Linked DNA regions of Mus musculus: region 1 is linked to region 2. Evidence: chromatin loops called from intact Hi-C (ENCODE). Cell type or tissue: heart. All regions are shown on one strand. Links, peaks and the distances in the headings refer to the core of each region. The heading gives the core; the rest is flanking DNA. Region 1 overlaps Gm52739 (a long non-coding RNA gene). Region 2 holds the start of Gm34290 (a long non-coding RNA gene).

What was found. A loop is a pair of places that touch in the nucleus more often than their neighbours do. Peaks named below come from ENCODE experiments on the same cell type or tissue, not always from the same donor. Only the 100,000 strongest peaks of a DNase experiment are listed, where the experiment ranks them.
Region 1: a loop joins it to region 2, with 2.1 times the contacts of the local background. A loop is called at or near these places in 4 of 42 quality-filtered maps.

What each region holds. Positions count from the first base shown.
Region 1 is chr4:55,286,538-55,297,336 of GRCm38, reverse strand. It overlaps Gm52739 (a long non-coding RNA gene), which reads left to right. Exons shown (of 3, transcript XR_003955414.1): 3 at 2,564-3,198. Among named protein-coding and RNA genes, the nearest start is that of Gm52739, 13 kb to the left of the region's middle. In heart, for the core only: a CTCF peak has its summit at 4,878 (motif pointing left); no DNase peak of the experiment used is centred there; H3K4me3 peaks cover 1,018 bases; H3K27ac peaks cover 709 bases.
Region 2 is chr4:55,393,277-55,404,075 of GRCm38, reverse strand. It overlaps Gm34290 (a long non-coding RNA gene), which reads left to right and starts at 4,691. Exons shown (of 3, transcript XR_390582.4): 1 at 4,691-5,022; 2 at 5,258-5,373; 3 at 9,962-10,275. In heart, for the core only: a CTCF peak has its summit at 5,670 (motif pointing right); no DNase peak of the experiment used is centred there.

The DNA of each region.
Region 1 (10,799 bases), core at 1,597-9,596, 110 kb after region 2:
TGGGGCCGGAGAGATGCGTCTGTGTTTAAGACTGCTTATTGTTCTTGTAGTTGACCCAGCTTCCATTCTCAGCACCTATGTCAGGTTGCTCACAACTGTCCATAACTCCAGCTCCACCTCCATCCTCCTGACATACACATACTTAAAAGTGAATGAATGAATGAATGAATGAGGAAATAGATAGATAGATAGATAGATAGATAGATAGATAGATAGATAGATAGATAGATAGATAGATAGATAGATAACATTTATGCTTGCCTTGGCAGTCCATATACTAAAAGGAAAGAAACAACATTAGATGCTTTCACAAACTACGGAAGCAGGAGAGATTGCTCAGTAGTGAAGAGTGCATACTGCCGTGGCAAGAGTTGCATTTGTTTCCCAGCAGCCTTGTTAAATGGATCCCAATCACCAATAATTCCAGCTCCAGAAAACCTGAGGCTTTCTTTCATCCTCGGAGGGCATCTGCACATCACAGCACACCCTCACACAGACACACAAACGTACACATGAGTTGAAGTTTTTAGCTAAGTAACGCATACTATATTGGTTCAAAAGCTGATTGTCTCAACCGTGTGTGTGTGTGTGTGTGTGTGTGTGTGTGTGTGTGTGTGCATGTGTGTGCACACTATTATTCATTGCTTTTGGGAATGTAAACCTGTCCAGCTTCCACGGAAATCAGCATGAAAAGTTCTCAAATAATTAAAAGTATTTTCTACCATATGACCCAGCTGTATTACTCCCGAGGGACTCCACTGAGGGACTGAAGCATAGAGATATTTGCACATTCATTTGCAAACATTTGCAGAAATTCAAATAGCTAAGTTTTGGAACTGAAATAGGTGTCTGGCAACAGAGGAATGGCTAAAGAAAATGTGGTGTATATATGCAGGAGGGAATTTTGTTGTTTGCTAGAAAACAGATATATTTGCAGACAATCATATTAAGCCAATTAAACCAGTCTCAGAAAGGCAAACATTGGATTTTTTTAAAAAAAAATCTCATTTGTGATTTCTAGATCTCATATACTTACACAAAAGCATTATGTGTGTATATTAATCCAAAACTGAAACTGTCTAGGGGAGCGAGAAGGAGGGGAGTGGAGTGAGATGGAAAGGGTGTGTTATGCTCAGTGTACTCGGGGTTGGAGAGAGGGTTCAGTAGCTGTGGTGGTTTTAATAGATTTGGCACCCATAGACCTCATGTGTTTGAATGCTTGTGCCATAGGGAGTGGCACTATTAGGAGATGTGACCCTATTGGAGTAGGTGTGATCTATTTGGAGGATATGTGTCACTGTGGGGGTGGGCTTTGAGATCTCATATTCTCAAGCTAGGCCTCATGTGGCAGTCTTTCTCCTGCTGCTCATGGATCAAGTTGTACAACTCTCAGCTCCTTCTTCCAGCAGCATGTCTGCTTGCACGCTGCCGTGCTTCTGGCTATGTCAGTCATGGACTAAACCTCTGAAACAGTAAGCCGGGCCCCAATGAAATAATGAAATGTTTTCTTTTATAAGAGTTGCCTTGGTTTTGGGGTCTCTTCACAGCAATGACCCTAACTAAGACAGTGGCTAAGATTGCTTGCTCTTCTTGATGGGGCTCAGAGTTCAGGTCATGGGACCCACGTCACGAGGCTCACAACCAACAAACTGTAACTCCAGCTCCAGGAATCCAACTCTCTCTTCTAGCCTCCTTAGGCTCCCATACACACGCACACGCACACGCACACACAAAGGTATACACATGCACAAAAACATATACCTAAATAAAAGTAAAACAAAAATATATTCCTGCAAGGAATTAAAAATAAAAGAAAGTGCCCATAAAAAACAATGGTTCCCCCCCCCATAAAGACTGAAATCATGATATTTGCAGGAAGATGAATAGAACTGTAGATCATTATATTAAGCGATAAGAGCAAATAGTGCACCTGCATGTGTGTGCATGAGTGTGTGTGTGTGTGTGTGTGTGAGTGTGTTAGGCCATGAAAGTAGAAAGGAGGCCATGATGGGGAAGGAAGAGATCTTAAGGGGTGAGGAGAAGGTGACAGAATACAAGTGACATAAAAGCAGAAGAGAAGGTGGGTGTATTTGGAGGAGAAGAGGGATCAGTAAGGAGATGAGAGGGCAGCAGAGAAGGGGACAAGAACAAAGTGTAACAACATCTGTGTCTGAAACCCATCACTTTGTATGTTGATCTACACAAATTAGAGTTTAAACAAACAAACAAACAAACAAGCAACTGTAATAGGATTCAGCCATTTCCTTGACTCAGGTGTGGGGAGGGCAGAGCATAGGAAGTACTGAAAGCAGAAGATGGAAGTATTTATCTGAATTTATTTTTTTGCAGAGTCTTTTTCTACATTGGTTATCCACTGAGTACCATGCTCTGATTTCAGTGCTGGGCTGTGAATAAAATGATCCCATATCTTCAGGTCTCTCCTTGTGGCTTTCCTGGGTTCTTTATCGGATTCAAGATAGCGCAGTCAGTAATGTGAGCTGACTTTTGGTAACAGGCAGGGTGACAGAAGTGACTACTGCTTTTTTTTTTTTTTTTTAAACAGTGAGAAGCAGTACAATCATCATTGCCTTTGCCAAGACAGAAGACAAATTGCCGGGGGCTCCTGCTTGTCACTGGCAAGAATACTGCGATGCTGGGGCGACACAAATTACTCCAGAAGGGCAGGACTCTGTCACTTTCTGAGAATCGGTTTGGCTTTGTCCACAAAGGCTCCCGATGGAGGGTCTGGAATTCCGCTTTTTGATCAGTCCAAAGCGTGGCCTTTTCACAGCACATTCCACCATGCCAACAGCCGTTTCCAGAGAGGAACTGAGAATTAAGTGGAGCTCTGGTTGCAGATGATTCTTTTTCCGTGCCTAGCTACCCAAACAAAGAGACCGAGCCAGAAGCCAGATCTGCAAGGGCGCGCGCACAATGGGACTGGTGCACGGGAATGTTCAGGGCTCTGCCTGATTAAACTGCCTTCAGAGCGCCAGGGGGCAATTTCGCTAAGCCTCCCTGTGTTGTATTTTGGCAGCTCTCTCTTCCCAGCCCCCTCTGCATCCCCTTCACATCCTCAAACCCATTTGCGCCCTCATTTGGATTGAGACCAATTCACACAGACTGGCAGAGCTGTAATTGGTATCTTACTTACCTTGGCTTCTTTTTTTCTCTGATCATTCAAATAATGACAGCTTTTTTTTTTCTCTCCCTTTTTCATGGGTGGGGGGGGAGGGAGGTGGAGGGAGAGAGAGAGAGAGAGAGAGAGAGAGAGAGAGAGAGAGAGAGAGAGAGAGAGAGAGAGAGAAAGACTTGGGGAGTTACAGTTGAGTTTTCTGACGCACTGCTACAGGGAAATAAAATGCATATTTTAAGATGTTTTTCTATTTCTGTTTCCTCTCCTCCCACCTCAGCCAAACAGTTGACACTGACGGGAAAACATTAACAGGGAGAATTGATGCCCCCCTCTGAAGGTGTTGGGACCACAGAGGCAGCATCCTCCAGAGTTGATGTGTCAAAATGTTGATGTTCTCATTTAAGACTGTCATCGTTGTGGTAATTGGTACCTCCATTTGTTAGATTCTGTTTGTTTATATGCGTTTCATTTCAAGTGATGTTTCTTAGGGTAATATTCACAAGGGCTTGGGGCTCCTGGAGTGAAAAGTGTTATATAAACTGAAATGATTACCCCCTGGCAAAAGGTAATCTCCCTGGCACACACCACCTGGTTCTAACATTTGCACAGCACTTCACTGTTAAGCAAGAGTTTTTCATGTATACTATCTCCTGCAAGCCCCCTGATAAGACCGTGGGGCTCCTGAAGCTATTCTGTTTTGCCCTGCCACCAGGCATGTGTGGTCTCTACCTGGCAGCTGGCTGCCTCTTCATGGGTGTTGCTGTCTTGCTAAAGAAACCATCCCAAGTGGCTTGGTCTCTGAGAAGGGGCAGATTTAGAGAGACACAAACCAACACAAAGTAATTAGAGGATTTTCAGCTCCCCCCACCCCACCCCCATCTGCTAAGGAGGGACACCAGGCAGATAATTTTTAGATCCTTTTGACAGTCTGGGTGAGAGGAAAAATCTGCGAATAAAACTGATTCCATCAAAAGCACGTAGACATTTTAGTTAAGGACACAAACAGTAAAACAGGATTTGTAAATGGATTGACTGAAACGTGCCACTTAGCCACAGGCTAGAGGATAACCTGCTAAGCCGGGGGTGGGGGTGGGGGGAGAGACAGACAGAGAGACAGAGACAGACAGAGAGTTGGGGAGAGCTGTGGGTTTCAGCAGGGCAGCTGCCACACACATGAGTTTACAGCAGCTCTGGCAGCATGTGTAAGATCTGCAAGCTCAATCCAGACCAACTCTCAGCATGGGGAGGAGAAGTGGGCAAGAAGTTCCCACCCCTCGCAGAGGAGCTACTGGCAAGTAGTAACTGCCAGGAGAGGGCGAGTGGGTTTCCTTTCAGAGTCTTTGTAGCCCCTGCTGAGTTGACTGTGCTCCAGTGGAAGGTCATAAATCCGAGAATATTCACGCAGCACAAATTGGACTTGATGGATCTTAGAAGAGAAAATGACACAAAGTTAGGTAGGTAGAGAATGGGGGATGGGAATGGGAGGAGGAGCTGGAGAAGGAGGTGAATAAAAACGTGTACATTTTTCCCTTCTAAGAACTAGTATATGCGTATGTATTTCACATATATGTCTGTAACTATATTTAATAAGCTGCGTGTGCCCAAAGAGATGGCTCAGAGGTAAGAGCACTGGCTGTTCTGACAGATAACCCAGGTCCAAGGATCTAAGTTTGACTCCTAGAACCCATGTGGTAACACAAACCACTTGTTACTCAGAGGAGCCGGTGCCCTCTTCTGGCCTCAGAAGGCACTGCACACATGGTGCACAGACATACATGTAGGCAAAACAGTCACTCATACACATACAAATAAAAATAAAGGAAAATTTAAAAACAAATCAAAACGTGTTTGCTTAGACGTTTATAACCTCAGAGTTGAGGTGGCATTTTGTTTGCTTGCTTTGTTTTCTTAGATTAAAAAACAGTATATGGGTACGAGTGCCGTTTTCTGTGTGTTTGGAGGCGCCCTCAGGGGCTAGGAGAGGGCCTTAGATCCTCTGATGCTGGAGTTACATGTGGCTCTGTGGGGTCTGAGAAACAAACTCAGAGCTTCTGAAAGGGCATCGGGTGCTAATAACTGAGCCATCTCTCCAGCTTTCTGACCTAAGATTTTTATTAAAGTAATTTTAGGCATATAACAGTTCCGTTTAAAATTTTTTTAAAAGGGGGGGGTGAGAGAAAAAAAGGCAAGGAAAGGAGGTTCACCCTTACATCAGAGTATCCAACAATACTGTAGCATTTGTGGATGTGATTCGGGTTTTTCTCATGTCTTCTTAAAGGAGTACTATAGTGCGGAATGTAACACACAGAGCTGTAGGCGACCTCCTTATGCGGGGGGGGGGGGGGAGGCTGGGAGAACATAGGCCATCAACAACAAGCTCGAGCTAACCTTGGTTCCTAGATCATCCAAGGACCAATTTCATCACCTGTGCATAAATAACTGGGTGCTTGTGAGCCTCAGTTTCCCTTTGTCAGTATGGGTGAAAGATCCTTGCCTGCAGAATAGCTGTGAGAATTAGATGGAATAATGTGCTTAAAAAAAAAAAACTGGCGTGTAGTAGCAGCTCACACATTGTGCCCATGCTTGCTATGGATTCTCCCTTTGTGCACAGACTCTAGATGCCTGAGGTCAGAGCTCCACACAGCTTCCTTTCCTCAGGGCTTCCTTGAAACCCTGAGGATTGACACTGTGGAAAGCCTTAATTGAGCTGATTTTAGTCTTGGTTCACTGCAGCCATGATGGAAGTTCATATCTTGATAGATCGGTTAGTTAGTTCGGCTGGACAGATGAGTTTTAGAAAGGACCGTTTTGGGCAACTGCATAGCAACTGATATGGTCTAGACTCTGGCTTGTGTGAAGGATTAAAATAGGAATCAGTGTTTGATTTCTAATATATCAAAGCAAAAATAATTATAGCTTTATTAGGACTGGTGGTATAGTTTACTTGATATGGTGCTGGCCTATCACACATTAAGTTCTGAGTTTGATTCCTAGCTCTGCATAAACTGGAATGGTGGCACTCTTGGATATATATCAAGTTGGAGACCAACCTAGGATACAGGAATTACTGTTTTGTCTAGTCTTGCTTTCACCTATAAGCTCTGATATCATACTTAAAGATAATGGGGGAACGAAAGCATTTCCTGTCATCTGAAGAGAGGATCATACTAGCCCCACATTTCCCTTCTTTCCTTTTATACTTGGGAGTCTCAGGAAGTTCGTGAAATGTACACGCTAATAAGGCTCCATCCCTCAGGTCTAATTGTAGGGGAGAGGACACTATCTGGCCTGCAAGCTCTTCAGAGAGCTCTAGGGCTTGAATTTTTGTGAGCTGTGGCCCATGCTGCGGTGGACTTTTCAGTGGTATAGCTATCTTTGAGTCATCCACTCTCCTGTAAGTAACCCCAATTAACTCATGGGTTCCTTAAGCTAGATGGGTGGAATAATTGATTTGTTGATGGTACTCCAACTGGGGTGAACAGACTAGATATTTGTTCATATCTCCCTACCAAGTACCACTCAGTTCTCATTCCAGGATAGTTGACACTCTACCCGGGAAGTTCCCATCCCCTTTTTCTTTACCTGTGGGGGTGTATGAGAATCCTAAGGACTGTGAGCTGGTAGAAAGCTTAGTGCTTACTTCATGGCTCACAAAGTTAGGCATTGCTTAAAAGGAGACTCTTAACAGTTAAAAACAGTTAACCATGAATGGATCAGATAGTGTGGAGAGGTAATAATAAGTTAATAAGCAGTATGATTGCTAATATACTCCAACACAGGGCACCTTGTATAGATAGCCTCATGGTTTCTTTTTATCGCAGCTGTGACGGTTAGCTTTGCACAGGTGTATTTTACCTGCACATCAGTTTAGCCGCACCATATTCTTATCCCTTACATAGCGATATTGTGTCTCATGTCGGGGAAACTCTGCAAGGGCTGAGGGATTAAAGCTCATGGAGCAAACCCTGATAGTGAGCAGCTGAGAAGTGATGGACAGGCACTCCCTCCTCCCATTCCCTGAGCCAATACTCCCGAGGCATGCTTCATGTTGTACCACCGTGGAAGAAAGGGCCAAGCGCAAGGCTCTGATGGTGGGGGAACCTACTTGTGCGTCCTTCTCTAACTGAGATAACAATCAAAACCAATGCCACATGGCCAGAGTCAAAGCTAGTGCCGTCATTAAGAGCTTAAAGGGTACAGGAAGGAAGATCTCTATTATACTCCTGTGTGACTTCCTTTTACGGATCCTATGGTAGCTATAGGATCAGATCAGATGATGGCCCCTAATTGCAGCTGCTGTGGTGAGATGTGAGAATTTCCCTGAGCATATCAACATAGTCTGTGGGACAAGGTGTGTAGCCTTGTTTGTGTACCAAGCTTTTAGCTTGGTAAATGCATTTTTCCTGATATCCATTACTTGGGAGGTACAAAATATGTTCACATTCTTTTTTTTGTTTTTGTTTTTTAAGATTTATTTATTAATATATGTAAGTACACTGTAGCTGTCTTCAGACACTCCAGAAGAGGGAGTCAGATCTTGTTGCAGATGGTTGTGAGCCACCATGTGGTTGCTGGGATTTGAACTCTGGACCTTCGGAAGAGCAGTCAGGTGCTCTTACCCACTGATCCATTTCACCAGCCCTATGTTCACATTCTTATGGAAAGGGAAACTATAGGAACTTGTGTCCCTGAACAGAGAATCCCTATCTTTTTTTTGGTTACTGCTTTAATAATCATCTGTAAGAAATTGTTCACGGTAACATTTTGTGTACCACATGCTAATCCTCAAACACTAAGAGATGTGCTCCATCAATGACTTTTTCCAGGAATTCGTTAGGGGCTAAACCAGGACATTTCCTGCTCAAAGAGTCTCTCATTCTACTAAGAGAAAGTTTCACTGGTGGATGAGATCCGTGGATTTGTCGAGTGACACTTAGGAAGAATATCACTTAAGGGTAGAGTACAAGGCAAAAGAGAACTTTGCAGAAAACCTGGACTGGATATGAAGCAAGCCATCTCAGGATATTAGTGAATGTCCTGGCTAAAGATGATGTGTAGACTTTCCTAGCAAGCACCACAACTGAACAGTTGTGGTAGCCGTCAGGAGGGTTCTAGTGAGAGTGTGTGTTTTCTGCAACAGAGAAATAACCTCCATTTGAAGTGCACTGTCCTGACCACAGGACGCAGACAATTGCATAACAGTGCTGCCATCATGGCCTGGACATATCAGGCTTTCAAACTCGTAAGATGGGATGGAAACAGAACTCGAGAGTGGCCATGAAAGATAGTGACTTTAAAGGACAGCGTGACACATGAAGAAAGCTGACTAAGCTATGAACAATTGTAGTCAGGGGTTAAGTTATATGGTGGGTGAAATGGCCTGGAGTGGAGATACAGGAGTGGAGTCCTGTCGAGTGGCATACAATTTGGTTGGTCAATCAGACCTCCCCGCCCCCTTCCCAAGAGCTAATTAAGAAGGTCAAAGACAAAAATGTGTACACGAAAGGCTTATGCATGAACCTATGAAAGCAAGTAAGTAGTGGCTCTTTGTGTTGTAAAGTAGTGCTTCTTGGAGAACAGCCATTTGGAGGAGGACCCAGGATTAGTAACCTTTCCTGTTGCTATGCCCGAACACCTGACGAGAAGCAGCTGCAGGAAGGAAGATTGTTTAGACACACAGTTGGAAAGATAGTTCACAGTGGCAGGAAGGCATGATCATGCGAGCTGCTTTTAGTTGGGGCAGCAGGAGTGTGAGGCTGACTGCTCAATCTGAGATCAGGAAGCAGAGATGGAACAGGAAGTAAGTCTGGACTATAAAACTCAAGGTTCATCCCCTATCAGTTCATTTCCTTCTAGGGCTAGGCTCTACCTTCTAAAGGTCCCATGACCTCTCAAAATGGTGCTATCAAGTGTTCAAATAACGAGAGAGTATAGAGGACATTTTTCATCCAAATCGTAACAGACTCCATCAACTGGATAGATGGATCGCTTGTCTGTAGTTGTCGGCTAGCCTCTGTCTATTGCTACTCGTGTGTCGTGTCATGGTACAAGGACTGACACTCTCCATGGATGAAACAGAGTGCGTCTTCTTTCACTGAATGCAGCCTGCTGATAACAGACTAGTATTAATTCTACATATCAGTGTTTCTCAACCTGTGGGTCACAAGCCCTTTGAGGCTGAGTGATGCTTTCACAGGAGCCACACATCCGAATCCTGCATATCAGATGTTTAAATTTACATTCATAACAGCAGCAAAATTACAGTTATGAAGTAGCAACAAAGATAGTAATCCTGCATATCAGATGTTTAAATTTACATTCATAACAGCAGCAAAATTACAGTTATGAAGTAGCAACAAAGATAGTTTTATGGTTGTGGTCACCACAACATGAGGTGTATTAAAGGGTTATAGCCTTAGGAAGGTTGAGAAGCACTGCTCTGTATGGTACTATCTCTTGAGAAGAGCAAGAAGGTACCCGGAGGCAACTTGATTACATCCAATGTCTTCTGCCAGTTGTAGAAATAAGAACTTTAGTTTTTACCACAAGGCTTTCTGTATTAAGTCATTTGTAGAGGCCCATGTGGTTGGCCTTTGATCACAGTGAAAGCCCTTTAACGAAGGAGATTGTGTGCCGGGCAGAAGTTAACCTGGCTAGTGCAAGAGCTATACCATGCCAGACACGGGTGTGTGCCGCTTCACATCCTCCTGTCTCTTTTAGAGCACGTGATTCTGCAGATGCTACTCTGCCAACAAGTTGAGCGTATGGATTCTGACAGTGCTCCACTTGTCCTGTGCCATGTTTCTCTTCCTTGGGATTTCTCTATCGCATTGCTGGGAGGGAGCTGTGGAGACTCCCTCAGGTGTGTGCAACCTGGAAGGTCATGGAATTACAATTTCAATGGATGTCTCTTTACTAAAGAGGGGTAAAAGCCAGGGTGGATGAGGAAAAGTTTTTTAAATGTGTCAGTGTGTACACATGCACACACAACATGCCAGGGTGTGCGTGTGGTGGTCAGAAGGAAGCTCTCTGGAGTCAGTTTTCTCATGTCAACTTGTGGGACCTGGAGATCAAATTCAGCCTTCATCAGGGATCAAATGCTGCAGAGCCCAGCCCAGATGAGGGATCACTGATTGAGGTCCTGCAAAGGTCTTGGGTACCAGCCCGAGGCACATAGCAATATCTGACTTCATGGTATACTCTTACATTTCTCCTCCCTCCTGCCTTCCTTTCCCGTGCCACATCCCAAAGAAACAACTTACACACAAGCTTGTCTTGGTCTCCACTTTTTAGAGAATCCAGAATCACTCCAATTCCAATGAGGACCCTCCCACCACCCCAATTTAGCTCATTTTCTTGGCATCTTACTTGCAGATATAGGAAAGAGGCACAATGAAGATAAGTTCCAAAAGCTTGGGCTCTGGCCTCAAAACAAATGAGCGCCCAAGCATGGATCTCAAGTTCTCCCTCTCTTGTTTTCCTCAGATGCTATGCTCAAAATCCCTCAGCAGACACACCCTAGACCTGTCACCTATACAAGGGTGCTAGATGACAACGGTGATGTTGTCTGTGCCAAGTATGTATCTCCAGGTGTTGCCTGTGTCTGTCCCCACCTCTGGGCTTAGGTAGCTCTGCAGTCTCTCCAATCTTCTCAGTGTTCACT
Region 2 (10,799 bases), core at 1,823-9,822:
CTGTGTGAACTCTTACATGACCCTTGAGGCCCAGGCCGTTATCACCTCTTCCATGAATCCTTCCTTGATTTTTGGCCAGTGCCCGTGTAGACCTTATCTTGGTGCTTGAGATTCATTTACTGTTGTGTTTAGGATGACTCTCGGAAGCACTGCCTATCATCCTCTTTGTGGCAGGTTTGGGGCTCTTAGTTCCTGTACTCACTCTAGCACTAGGCCTGGTACTTTGTACTCAGTACCTTTTACACGAAAACATGAATTAACGAGCCCACAGCTTGGCCTGGACATATGACTGTAGAGATGGTGATCTACCCAGTAGAGGTCAATCATTGCAGGGGTCAGCCCAGGACAGACCTCCTCGATGGAGTGGCAATGGTGGATCCTTGGCAGCAAGTATCAACTGAACAACGATAGCACTACCTGCCTCAAAGTCTGAGAGAGCCAGGAGTGAGGATTCTACCCTCTATTGCTGAAGCAACAGGCAATCAAGAGTAGCTTTGGGGGAGGTCTCTCCTGACCATAGACTCCTTCTCTAATGCAAATGCCTCCCTCTTTGCTGCCTCTGTGACCCAGGGCCCTAAAAAAGCCCCATCTGCTTCTTGCTCACCCCAGGCTGGGGAAGAGTTTCTCCTACATCCTAACTCCAGCATCTCTTTTAGATTCTTGCCATTGCCAAAGATACTAATGGCAGCACTGTGCCTTAGGACTCCAAGTCCCCTTCCCCAAGAGTGGTTATTCACTGTTAGCTGCTGCCTATAGAGCTGCCTAATGAGGGGCTTCTTCAGTCAGGTAGAATGAAACACCCAGCGAACCTCTGGGGACATGTTGACAATACTCCAGCAGCTCCAGGGTGGCCAGGTGGAGCTCCCCTCTGATGGAAGACACCATAAACAGGCCATATGGCAGGCTCTGCTCCTGGACAAGTTTTCATTAAGCACCCATTGCATGCTAGATGCTAGTTGCTATGATCTGTGACCATCGGGTTATTGAAGGATGGGCACAAGCATCTCTCTATCCCCTGATGTTGTAGAGAAATACCTTGATGAAAGCAACTGATAGGAAGGAAAAGCTCTCAAGTTCAAGGTACATGGCCAGGAGGGGTCAAGGAGGCAGGCACTTGAAGCAGCTCGTCACATCACATCCACGGTCAAGAAGCAGAGAGCAATGAATGTATATGTATGTAAGTTTATTCATGTCCTGCCCCACACAACAGTGATGAACCCATGCAAGCACTCAGCTCCCGCACCAGTCATGAACATAAGCAAGGCCCCAGCCACACACCCTCAACCACAGCGACCAGCACATGCCAAGTACCCAACTCCCTTTCTCCACTTATGTTGGGAGCCATTAAGACAACACTGTAGTGTTGTCCCCAGCCTGAAACCTGCTTGCTCAGGGGTGGAGCTTCCCGCTCAATCGTTCTGCCACGCCCACTGCTGGAAGGTGCTGCTTTGCTGTTCAGAGCCGTGCACGTGGTCACCCTGCTATTGGACCCCAAGACTAATTGGCGGGAATTGGGCCCCCTTCCCCTGCTTCATAACTGCGTGCGGAACAGTAAAATTGAGCTTTGATCAGAATGCCTGTCTTAGCTGCATCATTTTCTCTCGCCGCCTAGCCCCTCTTCTCTTCCAGGTTTCCAAAATGCCTTTCCAGGCTAGATCCCAGGTTGTGATCTACTGGCCAGACACAACACAACACAATTGTCCTGATCTCTGAATTGGGCCTCTCACCCCGAGAAGAAAAGGGGGTCAAAAGCGGGCCATGGACACACGGTTCCAAGAACAACCACAGAATATTCCAGCCCTAAGTCAGCGCCAGATGTCCTGACAACACCCTGATACCACCAAGTTCCTGCTTCCCCGTGTAACTGCCAAAAGAAAAATTTCCACTGCCCCACCCCTTCGCTGATAAGTACTTGTACTTCCCCTTTTGCTTGTGCATTTAAGCCTTGAGCCTTTCTCAATACAGCGGGACCTTGATGCCACTCAGAATGTTTCCGTGTCTTTCTTGCACTTGGTCCTCGTCTCTCTCTATCCCCCCATTTGGTTCTTAGGAGAAGGTCCCCTCGAGACCCTCGAATAACTGGACCTGCTGGACGGGTCACACTTAGGGTCCTAGATTGCAGCCATTAATTAATGCAATTAAGATAACCCCTTAGAAGTCCATCTCCCATGTGGTTCTAGACTCTGTCAATTTGATGACAGACCCCGGTGAGGCACTACAATTCCACCCTTGTCAACTTGGCTCAAACACATCATCTTTAAGCCGTACTTTTCTGCACTTGTCCATAGGTTCGTGACCATGTCATAATGTAAAATGAATTCATCATCACTTCCTGACTGTGGGGATGATGCGATCAACTGCTTCAAGCCACCCTCACCCCCACCCCCACCGCTTCCCCTTTCCCACCAGGATCGTATTAATTTGCTTTCTATTGCTGTCGTAGAACACTTCCACTAAAAGCAGCTGGGAGAAGAAGAGGTTTGTCTGCCTTACATTTGCCAACCGTGGTCCATCGTGAAAGGAAGGCAAGGCAGGAACTCAAAGCAGGAACCTGAGGCAGGGACTAGAACAGTCCATGAAGGAATGCTACTTACTCACTTGCTCTGTGTGGCTTCCGCACCCTGCTTTCTTATACAACCTAGAACTACCTGCCCAAGGGTGGCACCGCTTGGAGTAGGCTGGGCCCTCCCACTTCAATCATTAGTCAAGAAAATGCTCTTAGAGACTTGTCTACTGTCAGGTTAATTTGGTGTAGGTTCTGTTAAGGCCTAGGTGAAAAGTTAAGGTCTAGGTAACTGTTACCTGTCTAGCCTACCATTTTGTGCTGTTACTAATGTCATAAGGAAATGGTCTCATTTGCTGTTACTAGGATGCTCTGTGCTTTGGTGTTCTTGGAAGCCAATCACAACAGAAGTCAGTTAGAACTACTTTGTATAGTTAGCCACAATAAGCTCGGTACCAAACCAACCACCCAGAAACACTTCCTACACCTGTGTGTGAGCTTTCATTGTATTTGCCTTTATAAGCTTCCCCTGGAATAGACCCCAACATGAGAGACACACATGCACCTATTTAGGGTAAGAAATTTCATTTTGAGTAGTGATCCAGTAAAAGTTCCCAAGACCTTCCTGGGACCTGACATCCTTACTTGGCAGAAAGAGGCATGTACATGGTAACTGACACTCTGGTTGGCATGAATGTTAAGACATGAATGTTAGACAAGGCAAGTCCCCTGCCACATGGGGCAAGTCCTAACCAATGGGAACAGGATAAAAGTACAACCAGGATATGTTCCTAAGGAAATCCCCTGTCCCTAAAACCTAACTGGTATAATAACTCAGCACAGATGTTTGTAGATCCCAGACTTCCCTTTAGGATCTTAATTCAATGTCACAGCCAGCTCCTGAGTCTGGACTGTGGCCCTGATAGATCAGTCGTGGGTGTGGCATCTAACAACCCATCCCTATTTGACTGAGATCTGTGTTTGAGCGGTTTGTGAGGTTATTCCCAGCCCCCAACAGGTCCCCTCTTCTCAGATGTCCCTAGCGTATGTCAAGTTGACAATAAAACCAACCAGCACAATGATGGACTGCACCTTAAACTGTGAGCCAGAACGAACAGAACCCTCTCACCTTTAAATTGTGTTTGTCTGGGTATTTGATCACAGCAACAGTAAAGAAACTGAGCCATGAGGCTTCTGGACACGAACAGCTTACCCCAGTGTCAGAGCTAAATGAACAGTTGCTTGGTCAGAACACTCACCCTTTTATTTCAGGGGCTTTGAAAAGAAAAGGCAGTCACTGATTTTATTCTTTTATTCACTGTGAAAGGTGAGGGTCATAGAAGCCATGAGGGATGTGATTAATCTGTCACTTAAAATCTTTTATCATTGACTTTTTTTTTTTTTTTGCTTCCAAAAATTTACATTTATTCATCCAGGCACTAGAGCCATAAGAGGGGGCCGAGAATATAATTCAATGAGTAAAGGTTGCTGCGCAAGCCCAGGAAAACAAGTTCATATTCCCAGCCCCCATGTAAAAGCTACACTCGCTGGCCTTCATCTCTAATCCTGGTTCTGGTGTAATGAAAAGTGACATGGATCCTGGAGGCCTGCTTGCCAGCTAGTTTCTCTGAAACAGTGAGAGACTTTTTCTCAAAAAAAAAAAAAAATTAAGAGAGAAGAATGCCAGATGTTGGTCTCTGGCCTCCACATGTGAATGCACCTTGGAGTGCACAGAAAACACATGTGCACACACACACAGTCACACACAAACACACAAAGGTATAAGATCTGCCCTAGAGGATCTCCAAGCCTTAATGCAGAAAGAGATCAGATAAAGGTGGTTATGGTTGCAGCTTTGCACCAAGAGCTAATGTTACAGGAGAGCCATGTAAGGGTACCAGGCTAGCACGGAAGGCTGTAGAGCACTCCAGGCCACTGTAGGATGTCATGTTAGGTTCTTGTTGCATAGAGCCCTAGCCATGAGAAGCTCTGATGCATTGACGGAGATCCCTAAAGCTGGGGAGAGGGAAAGGATAGTGGGGTGAGCCTTTGAGGCTTAAAGGGGGAATGATGGGAAGGTATGTCCAGAGGAACAAGGTTCTGAAAGTCTAGTCCTGTTTATCTTATCCTTGGAACGCGCATGCATGAGCATGCGCGCGCGCGCGCACACACACACACACACACACACACACACACACACACACACACACACACACACACACTGCCATTTGCACTTTTAGGATGCATGCATCTATGTACACGAGTGTTCTGAGCACCCAACAAGGCCTAAGGCATATTTCCTGGCTTGCCACAAGCCAGGAGTGCAGTGGTGCTAATGGATACACAGAGTTACTTACGTCTTCCGGGCCACAAGAGTGGCTACTTGGAAGTACTTTGGGTCCACTTTGCTCAGCCGCCTCTCCCTAAAGAATCCACATAGTCAAAAGAGGGCTATTGCTCCAGCTGGACGATGGCATTGGGCTGAGCCAGGAACGGATAACGGAAATAACAGACTTTCGGTAGGATCACGGGCCAGACGGGGGATCTGGTCGTGAACTCATGCCCACTCCACCAAAGCCCAGCGTCTGACTGCATGAGCTTTGAGTCACTGTGGATGTATTTTAACTAACAGATTAGTTCTTCTAAATTGGCAGGCAATTTACAGCAATATAAACAAGAGAGAGCTATGAGAGAGCGAGAGAGCAGCCATTAGATTGCAGATCTCATTAGCCCTCTGTGCGTTCCTTCCGCCAGGCATGCATTAGGGCAAAGGTCTAAGACCATCTCAAAGACTAAAAGAAAATTCCACTGCTCCTTGATCCTCACCTCCTCTGGAAAGATCGGCATAAAGTGGAGGCCAGGAGCCAGGGGTGAGTTTCCACCCTCTATCTGCTGATTCTAATTAAGATCGCCGGAACACACAGCGCTCTCTCGCTCACTCTCTCTGTCTCTCTCTGTCTGTGTCTCTCTCTGTCTTCAGCTTGCAGCCCTGTAGGTACCGCCCTTCCGCAGTAGAGCCTGCTGTGTGCCAGGTCTTCAGGCAAGCATCCTTCCCCTGACAGATGACCCCACTTTTCCAAGGCCCCAGAGCTCTTCCTCACCTGTTCAGTCCTCCCCCCCCCACCCCCTCACGTGCACCTCACGGGAGTCTGCGAAACTGGCCCTCACCACAAGGGGGCGAGTCGGGGCAGAATGAGTAGTTTTTCTCCCTCCCCTTTCTCAGACTGTTCTGAACACCACTTATTTGGGTTGTTTATGTTTCCTTCCTCAGTGGCAGGTGAACCAATCCAACCCAGTAGCACTCAAAACTTCAATCCACAGGTCTTGGGGTCCTCAGCCTCCGTATGACTAAAAGAAGACGTTTTGATTTCTGTTTTGAGACACTGTCTATAAAAGCAAGTTTTGGTTTTTTACTTTGACACACTGCACATAAAAACAAGTACACAAAGAACTATGATCAGAAGTGCGGTTTTCCTGTGGCTTGTTCAGAGAGTATAGCAAGGAAGCAAAGCCTCTGCTGGCACTAGACACGAACCCCTCCACAGAGCCTTCAGTGCTCAAGTGGGATCTTAAGGGCGCATAGGAGTTCATTAGAGAAAGGACTACAGGATAATTTCTAGTCAGTATATACATATGTCAGGGTGTACAAAGACCTGGATAGACAGTGTGGAAGTGTCCACTGGATAAGGTTTACAGAGGAGGCTTAAGGCAAGCCATGAACAAGCACGTGGCTCCATCGGTACTGTTTGCCTAGCATGCACAAAAGCCCTAGGTTTGAATCCCAGCACTACATAAACTGAGTACGGTGGTATGTGCCTGTAATCCAAGCATTTAGGCCGTGGGAGCAGGAAAACTGAAGTTCTAGGTCACCATTGGCTGCTACACAGTGAGTTTAAGGTTAAGGCCAGTTGGGATTCAGGCACCTGATGCCCTGCAGGGAAGGTAAGATGAGGTAGAGGGAAAGCTAGAGAGATAAAGAGGTGTGTGTGTGTGTGTGAGAGAGAGAGAGAGAGAGAGAGAGAGAGAGAGAGAGAGAGAGAGAGAGAGAGAGGGAGAGAGAGAGAGAGGGAGGGAGGGAGGGAGAGGGAGAGAGAGAGAGCGATATCTTCTGACCTGGGAGTCATAACAGTTGTGGGTTGAGGACAGACCAAATGGGCCACATTGAGAAAGGGGAGATTTCTGTTCAGAAGTGTGCCGAATGTTGTACTGTAGAAAGAAAAAAGACAGGACCAGATCTTGATGGTCAGTGTGGGTGGGAAACAAGTCAGATTCTCTAACATAGATGCCAAGAGCAAAGTTCTCATCTGGAGAGAGTGAAAGATCCTGACAGAATGTAAAAGGTCACAGAATCCCTGAAATTGGCAAGATAGATGTCAGTGTTAGCAGAACTAGCTTCACTGATTTAGAAAAATAGAGGTGCACAATGCTCTGGCCACTCCTCGAACCTGTGTGTCTGCCAATGTTCTGACCAGGTGTGTGCCCATTGCTGCACCTTCATTAGACTCTTTCCTTGTACCCCTCCCATACCCATTTCTTGAGAATAGACATTGTTTAGATCTGGAAATCCCCTACTCTCACCCTTCTCCTTTACCCCCCTGAGGGCCTATAAAAACTGGGACCTCTTTCCCCTCGAGGTCGACTCCTCTACCCCTGCGTGGGATATGAGTCGTCCCCAGAGCTCTGGCTTTCCCCGAATAAAGCCTCATGTGGTTTGCAACAAGCTCGGTCTATCATGAGTTCTTGGGTGTCCGCTATTGTCCTGAGGCCTGAGGAGGGGCTTTCAAGAGGACACCCTGATGGAGGGTTGCAAAACCCAACAGTGCAACCCAGGACTGGAAAAGAGCTCCACCAGTAGGAAGAGGCAGAGTTAGTGACTTACCTTTAAAAGGCCACTAACGAGAGAGTCACTGCTGTTTCTATCCCAACACAAATGTCTTCTGCCTTTTAATGAACCATGATCTACCTCATGGACCAGAATTCAGACTGTGAATGGCAAACAAGATTTTTGTTGATTCTGGTTTAAATAAAATTAGCTTGTATCAAAGGTGATACTATATATATATAATGTTACAGACCTGCAAATACTATCAACATTTCCCCCTTTCTAAAGATGTTTGGACTTAATTAGGAAATGACCAACTTTGTAAAAAGTTGGGGAATGCTGCCTCGAAATCTGCTGAAGACTGGTTTTAGTTACATAGCTATTTATATGCATTTGGAAGGTGTTCTCCAAAGCAAAAGCAAGACTTGTTTCAATTTGTATTCATTAGCCAGGAACAGATAATGGTTAAAAACAAAACAAAACAAGCCCGGGGTGGTGGCGGACGCCTTTAATCCCAGCACTTGGGAGGCAGAGGCAGGCACATTTCTGAGTTGAGAACAGCCTGGTCTACAAAGTGAGTTCCAGAACAGCCAAGACTACACAGAGAAAACAAACAGAAAAACAAAACAAACAAACAAGAAAACAAAACAAACAAGCAAAAAACAAACAAACAAACCCACAAGTATCTGCATTGTTCCTGATTATTCGGATTTAATTAGAAACATCCCATACACATCATAAGACATTAACCTTTACTTAGTAAAATACACTTTAGTGTGGTGTATATATATATATATGACTATTAAGTTAAGAATGTCTAACATAAGGACAACATTTAATTGGGGCTGGCTTACAGGTTTAGAGGTTCAGACCATTACCATCAAGGTGGGAGCATAGCGCAGGAGGAGCTCAAGCTTCTATATCATGTTCAGAAGGGAACCAGGAGAGACTGGCTAAGGAAGATAAGGTATTAAGTTGTTTTCTTTTTTTTGTAAGTTATATTTATTATGTATACTGTGTTCTGCCTGTATGTATGGTAACAGGTCAGAAGAGGGCACCAGCTCTCATTGCAGAGGGTTGTGAGCCACCATGTGGTTGCTGGGATTTGAACTCAGGACCTCTGGAAGTGCAGCCAGTGCTCTTAACTGCTGAGCCATCTCTCCAGCCGCCCCTCTCCCCCAACATTTCTTTAAAAAGCAAAGAAAATGAATTTGTGTCAGGGAGCCTGGTGGAGCAGTTTTGAGGGGTTTCCTCCACCTGGGAAAGGGGTGGTGGTGTTCCTGCAGTCCCATGAGCATCTCAGGGGCTCTCCCAGCAGGCTCTGCAGACAGGAGGTAACATCTCATTTTCCTGAGTCACTTAAGTGCGAAAGGGAAAACCTGCCATCTGCCATGGCAACATTAATTTATGTGTCCAAGGCACTCCTTTCCCTTCCAAAAACCTCAAGGTCTCAGCTTGTGTCACTTTCCACTGACCCGACATTAAATGTCAAGACACCGTGTTTCCTTGTTTTGAAACAAGAGTTCAGGCTGACTTGGAACTCATGGTCCTCCTGCCTCAGCTTCCCAAGTACTGGGATTGGAGGCCAGTGCTACCAGCTCCAAAAAGTTTTTTTTAAAAAAACATTTACCTAAAATTAATTAATCACATGAATTTTTAAAAACATCTTTAATAAAAAGTAATCATTTTTGCAGGGGCTCAAGAGATGCCTCCATGGTAAAGAATGAACACTGCTCTTTCAGAGGACCCAAGATTGGTTCCCAGGGTGGCTCACAACTGCTGTCACTTGAACTTCAAAGAGATCCCAGGCTTCCAGCTTTCTCAAGCGCTGGCAGCCCAGCCACATATACATAATTTTAAAAAGCATAAGAACAAATCTTTTTATAAACAACTTTCAAATAATCAGAGAGAAGTATGACATTTATCATATTGGAGCTTTGCCGATCTCTGTGCCTTCTGGTTCCACCAAGGATGGCTGGAGTCTCATTTCTTTTGGTCTGCTCAGGGGCTATGGCATCAGCTCATCTACCCTATGTGAAATGTGCTAAATAAGCTATGAGAGCAACTGAAAACAGCTTATGGAGTCATAGTGTTCTGACTTTGGACTTCAGGGACACCGAGACAAGTAGTCCTCATTTCACATTTTAGAAAGCTCCTATTCCAGCATTAGTGGTCAAAGTAGCAAGGAGGGTAGAGGCATGCCAGGGATCGAAGAACCAGTCAGATTGGCACAGCACACCTTCTGAAGCCTGACAAGTCCACCCCTGGAATAAGGATAGTAACAAATTATATACTAAGGAGCACAACAGGAGGCCAAGGCTTGAACAGTATAGATTACCAGGAGGAAGATGAAAGATACAGGACAGTAACTCACAAATTCAATAGGTCTGAAAATCCCCAACGGCAACCATGACAGTAATAACCAATACAGAGGCATCATTAGACACTAAAGTGAGTAGGTGACAAACAAGGTATTTATAAAATGTTAACTTGACTCCCCATTAACTTGTTAGCTATGACACAGGTTAGCTTTGGAGGGCAGAAGCCTGGCAGGGCCACCCCCTTCAAGCAAAGAAACATCAGGAGAAATAAACTGCTCACTTCACAGTAACAATCCTCATTTTTTTTCCCAACAGGTTTGAGCCCAAGTCCAGTGATGAGCAACACTTTCTGGCACCTTTGCCTGGGAATATGAAGCAGCAAAGTCAAGATCAAAGAATGGGCCAGCACTGAGACAAACTAAAGGCAGCTTAGTAACTGGCTGGGACAGCTGCAAAACTGAAAGGGGTTCTCAGAGTGTTTAGTTCCATGTTTTTCTGCGAATTAAATATCTATTTATTATATTATATATGGGACTACATTTGAAAAAACGGTGCAAAATTATTTGTTTTGGTTTTTCTGAGACAGGGTTTCTCTGTGTAGCCCTGGCTGTCCTGGAACTCTCTGTAGACCAGGCTGGCCTCGAACTCAGAAATTCGCCTGCCTCTGCCTCTCAAGTGCTGGGATTAAAGGCATGCACCACCATGCCAGGCACGGTGCAAAATTATAAAAGCCACATTGAATTGCAGTATTTCAGAACGAGTAGGAGTCACTGGGCATGGTGGCACATGCCTTTAGTCCAAGTGCCCGTGGGGAGATGCTAATGGATCTCTGTGACTTACATAGTAAGTTCCAGACTATACACTTAAAACTATACATCAAGGGCTGGTGAGATGGCTCAGTGGGTAAGAGCACCCGACTGCTCTTCCGAAGGTCAGGAGTTCAAATCCCAGCAACCACATGGTGGCTCACAACCATCCGTAACGAGATCTGACTCCCTCTTCTGGAGTGTCTGAGGACAGCTACAGTGCACTTACAATGAATAAATAAATAAATCTTAAAAAAAAAACAAAAACAAAACTATACATCAAAATGCTGAGAGGTTACAGACGTTACTCCAGGCTCACCAAACAACCCCACAGAACCTGATGTATC